3 separate regions of the Homo sapiens genome follow, and regions 1 and 3 are each linked to region 2. Evidence: chromatin loops called from intact Hi-C (ENCODE). Cell type or tissue: heart right ventricle. All regions are shown on one strand. Region 1 overlaps PITPNC1 (phosphatidylinositol transfer protein cytoplasmic 1). Region 2 overlaps PITPNC1 (phosphatidylinositol transfer protein cytoplasmic 1). Region 3 overlaps PITPNC1 (phosphatidylinositol transfer protein cytoplasmic 1).

The links. Hi-C counts contacts between places; a loop is a spot of excess contacts. Peaks named below come from ENCODE experiments on the same cell type or tissue, not always from the same donor. Only the 100,000 strongest peaks of a DNase experiment are listed, where the experiment ranks them.
Region 1: a loop joins it to region 2, with 1.9 times the contacts of the local background. A loop is called at or near these places in 5 of 110 quality-filtered maps.
Region 3: a loop joins it to region 2, with 2.9 times the contacts of the local background. A loop is called at or near these places in 3 of 110 quality-filtered maps.

The regions. Positions count from the first base shown.
Region 1 is chr17:67,545,378-67,547,877 of GRCh38, reverse strand. All of the region lies in intron 2 of PITPNC1 (phosphatidylinositol transfer protein cytoplasmic 1), which reads right to left. Among named protein-coding and RNA genes, the nearest start is that of MIR548D2, 75 kb to the right of the region's middle. In heart right ventricle, a CTCF peak has its summit at 1,193; a DNase peak (open chromatin) is centred at 1,177; H3K27ac peaks cover 2,014 bases.
Region 2 is chr17:67,601,853-67,604,352 of GRCh38, reverse strand. The region is part of intron 5 of PITPNC1 (phosphatidylinositol transfer protein cytoplasmic 1); the gene reads right to left. Among named protein-coding and RNA genes, the nearest start is that of NOL11, 110 kb to the left of the region's middle. RefSeq lists an enhancer at 963-1,472. In heart right ventricle, a CTCF peak has its summit at 1,151; no DNase peak of the experiment used is centred here; H3K27ac peaks cover 505 bases.
Region 3 is chr17:67,670,154-67,672,653 of GRCh38, reverse strand. The region is part of intron 7 of PITPNC1 (phosphatidylinositol transfer protein cytoplasmic 1); the gene reads right to left. Among named protein-coding and RNA genes, the nearest start is that of NOL11, 47 kb to the left of the region's middle. In heart right ventricle, no CTCF peak of the experiment used is centred here; a DNase peak (open chromatin) is centred at 965; H3K27ac peaks cover 663 bases.

The DNA.
Region 1 (2,500 bases), 56 kb after region 2:
ATTCCCCAAGGTTCCCGAAATCACAACTGATTTAATAAGAAGGTTCAGGGGCAGGCATAATCTGAACTGGTCTCAGGTTATGGGTGTTTACCTACTTCATAAAGAGCTTCTGGAGCAGAACCTAAATCATCCCTCCATTAGAAGCTTCTGGTACTTTACGATCCCTATGATCACAAAATTCAAAACTCCCCCTGGTACCTGATCTCACATTGCAATGTATGCTCACTTGGGCTTTGGCTCCAGGAGGTTTTGAACATCATTAGGCCAAACGTGTCTAAATAGAGTCTAATTTCATTTTCTCAACAGGGGTCAGAATTACGGTGGTCTTAACTAGAAATTTTATTTTGTTCTTTTTCTCTTTTGAGACAGGGTCTCGCTCTGTTGCCCAGGCTGGAGTACAGTGGCATGATCGTATCTCACTGCAGCCTTGACTTCCTGGGCTTAAGTGATCCTCCTGCCTTGGCCTCCCTGGTAGTTGCGACTAAAGGCATGCACCACCACACCCAGCTAATTTTTAAATTTTCTGGTAGAGATGGGGTCTCACTATGTTGCCCAGACTGGAATCAAACTCCTGGGCTCAAGCAATCCTCCCATCTCGGCCTCCTGAAATGCTGGGATTACAGGCATGAGCCAGTGCACCTGGCCTTTACCAGAACTTGAACATTCCCAGCAGAAAAGACAGTCCTGGAATTTTCTTCTCAACAGCGTACCTAAAACCTGCCATGTTCTGCACTGAGATTATGCTGAAATGACTGCAGCTCATTTTAAATAGAACTCTGCTACCTTCATATCCTCATTTCTCACAAGATAGTCCAGGAGGAATATACTGACCTTTTGTTTCCTTCTTGTACTAAAACTGGCAATTGACATCTGTTTGATTCATAATCAATTGCCCCCATCCAGTTCTATGTGCAGTGATTTCTGGGGTCTTAAAATATCTTCTCCAGCTGCTCTGATTCATTTAGTTACTCTTCTAAGTGATTGTTCTGGCTGGTCTTTTACTTGTGCTCTTAATGTAATTGTTTATATGGCAGTAGGGAAGTGAGCAGTTTCGGGACCAGAGTTATCAGCTGTGGGAGGCAAGGCTGCCGGGGCCTCCCCGGCAGGGACTGGCCAGAAACCAAGTTCCTTGAACTTGGACTCACGGGCCCCACCCCCGACCTCCCTGCTTAACAAGACAGTTTGTGTCAGGATTCTGGGAAAAGGAGCCTGCCTCCTGCAGGTTCCTGGAAGGCTCAGCTTGGACAGCATCAGGGTTATGTGGACAGTGTGCTGAGAAGCCCCTGGCAAGGCGACACAGGACACACCATCATCCATCAGCAGTGAGGCAGAACCCAGGTGGAAAGCCTCCTGGAAAACCTCTGAGATCCCAACCAGGCCTAAACATTCTGTTTCTATGAGTTCCTACAGGAGCACAGGGAAGAGGGGCCCGGTAGCATGAGAGTCCCTCACAAGTCCTTAAGTACTCAGATGGGGACAGAATAGGATAGCATGGACTGAAAGGTTGGAAGGAAGCACCCCATGTGCTCTATTATTTTCCATAACACTTATCACCTTCTAAATATATATATATATATATATACATATATAGTCTCCCTATATAAATAATATGTAATATACATAAGTATACAGACTATATAAAAGTATATATTCTAGACGATATACTGTTTTGTTTTTGTTTTTGTTTTTGTTTTTGTTTTTGAGATGGAGTCTCACTTTGTCACCCAGGCTGGAGTGCAGTGGCATGACCTCCACCTCCCAGGTTCAAGTGATTCTCCTGCCTCAGCCTCCCGAGTAGCTGGGACTACAGGCGCGGGACACCACTCCCGGTTAATTTTTTGTATTTTTCCTAGAGATGGCGTTTCATCATGTTAGCCAGGATGGTCTTGATCCACCCACCTCGGGCTCCCAAAGTGCTGGGATTATAGGGGTGAGCCACCGCACCTGGCCAATATACTGTTCTTTATTATGGCTATTGTGCACTGTCACTCCCGAGTGGAATGCAAGTCCCACCAGGGCAGGGATGTTTGCTCTGTTCACTATTGCAACCCCAGCACCTAGAACGGTGTGTGATGCCCAGCAGGTGTTTCTGTCTCTCCGTCTGTGTATGTGTGTGTATATATATATGTATAGACTATGTATACAGTCTAATATTCACATAGTCAAGTAACTTGACCAGCTATTACTAGATAAGGAGCCATCTTTCAAACATAGCATGGGCAGCAGCTTATATATTTTGGTAAAAAAATAAAAATAAATGAATAAATGGATAGAGAGACCCATATTTTATGTTATTTATTTTGAGACAGAGTCTTGCTCTGTCACCCAGGCTGGAATGCAGTGATGCAATCTCAGCTCGCTGCAACCTCCACCTCCTGGGTTCAAGCAATTCTCATGCCTCAGCCTCCAGAGTAGCTGGGACTACAGGCATGCCACCACACCTGGTTAATTTTTGTATTTTTAGTAGAGCTAGGGTTTCACCTTGTTGGCCAGGCTGGTC
Region 2 (2,500 bases):
AGCCTACCAGCCTCCCCTTCTAATCCAGGGGAAGCTGACTTGACCCAGAATTGAGGCAACCCAGCTCTGCCTTCCATCCATGTCTGAAGATGTGTAAAAACTAGACACATGGCTGGAAAGCCATTTTCCCTCACTATTCCAGTTGATAAACACCCATTATATGGCATTACATCTGAGAAAATTCCTAGTAATAAAAGTTTTTGAAAAAAATCAGGTAAGGGATGTTATTACCACGATAATTCCTTTCAGAATATTTGCCTCCCTGTAAAACTTGGAAGGAGAAAAATATTCCTTTGACAATGCTTCTTTAAGATGGGAGTGACTTATTTCCCTTTCCTCACTGTGAAAATTTAAACTTTCAACCAGACTTTAGAGCAGCTGACTCCATGTACAGTTTTTTTTTTTTTTTTAAATCTATGAGACAGAGTCTCGTTCTGTTGCCCAGGTTGGAGCAGTGGCACCATCTTGGATCTTGGCTTACTGCAGCCTCTGCCTCCCTGGTTCAAGTGATTCTCCTGCCTCAGCCTCCCAAGCAGCTGGGATTACAAGCATGCACCACCAAGCCCAGCTAATTTTTGTATTTTTAGTAGAGACAGGGTTTCACCTTGTTGGCCAGGCTGGTCTCAAACTCCTGACCTCAAATGATTCGTCCGCCTCAGCCTCCCAAAGTGTTGGGATTACAGGTGTGAGCCACCGCGCCTGGCTCTACCTACAGTCTTATTTCATTTTTAGAGCCAAAGACAGCAGATTAGTTACATGAGAGCACGTGCTCCAAGGCTAAACTAACCTAGAATTGAGTCCTAGATCTGACACTTGCTAGCTGTGAGGCTGTGCAGACCGCTGGCTCTCACTAAGCCTCAGTGTCAGTTGTAAAATGGGGATATTAATATCTGTGAAGATTTCATGAGACTGTGGCTATCTAAAGACAGGTTGGCAAGATGCTGGGCTCATGTAAATATTCCTGCCAATATCCGTCTGACCATCACCATTATTATGAGTCAATATCCACATGGCTGCCATCATGATTACTTCTTACTCTTGAAGATGTTACTTCCTAGCCGGGGCCTGCTAGTCTAATCTATACCCTCTTTGCCTTGCTTTTGATGAGAAAAGGGGCACAGGCGAGCCTGCTTGCTCCAGCTGTACTTTGCAAAAAGGCCATTAGATGGGGCCCTGCCATAATCACTCAAGTCAGCAAGTGGCTCTGACTTTGAAACCTGGGGAAAAGGTGTGAGAAGACAATTGAATCCTGTGAGTACTGCTCAGATTGATCAAATGAACCCACTGGCTCTGGTGTAAGAGGTGACCCAGGGGCCTGGTGTGGTAGCTCATGCTTGTAATCCCAGCACTACGGGAGGGTGAGGCAAGAGGATCACTTGAGCCCAGGAGTTGGAGACCAGCCTGGGAAACATGGCAAAACCCCATCTCTACAAAAAAAAAATATCAAAATTAGCTGGGCATGGTGGTATGCACCTGTAGTTCCAGCTACTTGGGAGACTGAGGTAGGAGGATCACCTGAGTCCAGGAGGTCGAGGTTGCAGTGAACCAAGGTTGTACCACTGCACTCTAACCTGGGCGACAGAGCAAGATCCATCCCCCCAACCACCAAAAAAAAATTCCCAAGGTTAGTGGTCACTTGTAGAATGAGTGGCACTTTTCCAGGGCCCTCCTCCTCCAGGCCCCTGCTTTCTAGCCACACGCCTCATTGGTGATTGATGATGACTGCTGTTATTTACAGACCACCTGACCCCTGGCTTCATGAACTCTCTGGACCATGCCCAGGATTCCACTTTACCCTACTTTATATCCACATCTTTATGATTTCAGTGTCCACATGGGCAGCCCATCAACACTATAGGCCCAGCCTCCTCATTCCTTTTCCTTTCCTTCTCCTCCAACGACCTTCACCTCCATTCCACCTCTAACCACTTCCCTTCAAGCTCCACTGGGGTCTTGAATCTCCTGGAATTATTCCACTTCTGAAATCTGAAAGCTCTAGTTACTTTTGCTCCAACCCCAACCTGTATTCTCTTACTCTCACTCCCAGGACACTTTCTCCTTGACCTCACCAAGCTCTCCAATTCCCAAGAGTCTTCACTGGACTCCAAAGCTCATTTTGACCTTCACTTGCTCAATTTTTCCATACTTTGCTGAACCTACCCTGAAGACAAATCCTGAATCAATTCAACCATTTCCTGTGCTCCTACACGCAGGCTGCAAAGCACAGCTGGGAAAACGCCACAATTATGTAGGCTGATGGTACCACTCATTCAACATTTCCCAAATCACCACACTGCCAAGACTTTCAAGCAATCCTTTGACGCTTCTCATCCATTTCCCATAAAGGTTATCTTTGACCTTTATTACCCTCCTTCAGCCCCCTCTTTCCTGACCCCTTCCTTTACAGGAGATGACCTTTCTTCCCATATTACTGGAAACTAGAGACCTTCTGCGTGTGCTCGTCACTCTCTGCCCCTTCTCCCCCTCCTTGCCTGCCCTG
Region 3 (2,500 bases), 68 kb before region 2:
CAATATAAATATGGCCTTTTAAATTATTATTATTATTATTATTATTATTATTTTGGAGACAGAGTCTTGCTCTGTCCCCCAGGCTGTAGTGCAGTGGCGCGACCTAGGCTCACTGCAACCTCTACTTCCTGGGTTCAAGTGATTCTCCTGCCTCGGCCTCTGGAGTAGCTGGGACTACAGTCACCTGTCACCACGCCCAGCTAATTTTTGTATTTTTAGTAGAGATGAGAGTTCACCATGTTGGCCAGGCTGGTCTCGAACTACTCCTGACCTCAAGTGATCTGCCTGCCTCGGCCTCTCAAAGTGCTGGGATTACAGGTGTGAACCACGCCCAGCCTTATTTTTATTTTGTATTATTCTCTTTTTAACTGACAACTCTGCCTTATTAAATATGCTTTGTGAGTGGAAAACACACTATGAAGCCGGGCATGGTGGCTCACGACTGTAAACCCAGTACTTTGGGAGGCCGAGGCAGGCAAATCACTTAAGGTTAGGAGTTCGAGACTGGCCTGGCTAACATGGTGAAACCCCGTCTCTACTAATAATACAAAAGTTAGCCTGGTGTGGTGGCATGCACCTGTGCCTCAGCTACTCAGGAGGCTCAGGCACAAGAATTGCTTGAACCTGGGAGGTGGAGGTTGCAGTGAGCCGAGATCATGTCACTGCACTCCAGCCTGGGCAACAGATTGAGACTCCATCTCAAAAAAACAAAACAAAACAAAATAATACTATGATAGTGGCCCTAGTAAGAGGAAGTCTTTTTACCTTAAAAAGCCACACACAAAAAGGGATGCTGTGGGAAACCAAGGAAGACACTGCCTTAGATAGACACAAAGCTGAGGCTGGAAAACATTTACTTTGGGAGCTGCAATTGCTTTCCTGTGCAATAATCAGGACACAGGAGGAAAACAGGAGATCCTGGAGCTTGATTTCTACGTATCACATTTCATTCTGGCTCCTGGCTGGCTGGCTGGGTTCTGGAGCACGGGAAAGGAGTGGCATGCTTCTCTGTTCAAGAAAACACCCAGGGCTCTCATGTTTGTGCCAGAGTCTGCCATTACCGTGAGCCTGAGTTATGAGGGTTCAAGAGACTGGCAGTCTAGTTCTTGGACCTAAATTCCAGAATTAAACTTTTTATTGTTAACTGGCCCCCAATCTCAATAGACAAATCCATCTAAGTAACAAAAAGCTCAGTGCATTAAGGTTAAATTCCAGTGACTCCAAAATAATTTTGGCAAGCTACTCTTATCAGTTTTTAAGTGGAAAAATAAACAGATAACCAGCCTATCTGGAATGTAGAGACAATTTGGGTAGTATTTATTCTTATGAAAATGAGAGCAGCTACAAAGGGCAATGCTCAACATTGCATTTCCCATTTTTTTCTCCCATGAGGGACAGAGTCATGTTAGAAACCCTGAGAAAATATGACTCTTCACCAAGTGGGATTCTGCTACAAAATGAACATGCCGGCCGGGCACGGTGGGTCATGTCTGTAATCCCAGCACTTTGGGAGGCCGAGGCAGATAGATCAGGAGGTCAAGAGATCGAGACCATCCCTGCCAACATGGTGAAACTCCATCTCTACTAAAAATACAAAAATTAGCTGGGCATGGTGGCGTGCGCACCTCCCAGTAGTCCCAGCTACTCGGGAGGCTGAGGCAGGATAATCACTTGAACCCGGGAGGCAGAGGTTGCAGTGAGCTGAGATTGTGCCACTGTACTCCAGCCTGGCGACAGAGTGAGACTCCGTCTCAAAACAACAGCAGCAGCAACAACAACAAAAAACCAAAATGAACATGTTTAGCCAAAGTAGGTTTACAATTGAAATCTGCATCCCGAGGCTGTTAACAATTATTTGGTAACAGAATTATTCTTATTATTTCCTTTTTTTTTTTTTTTTTTTGAGATGGAGTCTTGCTCTGTCACCCAGGCTGGAGTGCAGCAGCACGATCTTGGCTCACTGCAACCTCTGCCTCCTGGGTTCAAGCAATTCTCCCTGCCTCAGCCTCCTGAGTAGCTGGGATTATAGGCACGTGCCACCACACCCGGCTAATTTTTTTGTATTTTTAGCAGAGACAGGGTTTCACCAGGTTGGCCAGGCTGGTCTCGAACTCCTGACCTCAAGTGATCCACCTGCCTCAGCCTCCCAAAGGGCTGGTATTACAGGCATGAGCCACCACACCTGGCTACTTTAGTAACAGAATTATTAAAGAAGCAGAAATGCTGGGGTATACTGTCTAATGGGACTATTGGGATTTCTTGTTCTACCTCTGGGCATCTTCTGCTTAGGTGCTTACATTTGTAGATCTTTTGGGTGGCAATTAACCTTAGGGGCTGTGCTCACAGATAAGCCCTTTGGCTGTTTCCCAAGTTTCTCTGTCTGGGAGTAGATGAGTCCAATACCAAACTGAGAAGTGTGTTTCCCAAATACGCTTGCCTAATAGACATGGAGGTCACAGAATGAGAGATGGGGCATAAAACATCTATTAGTGGAAGAAAA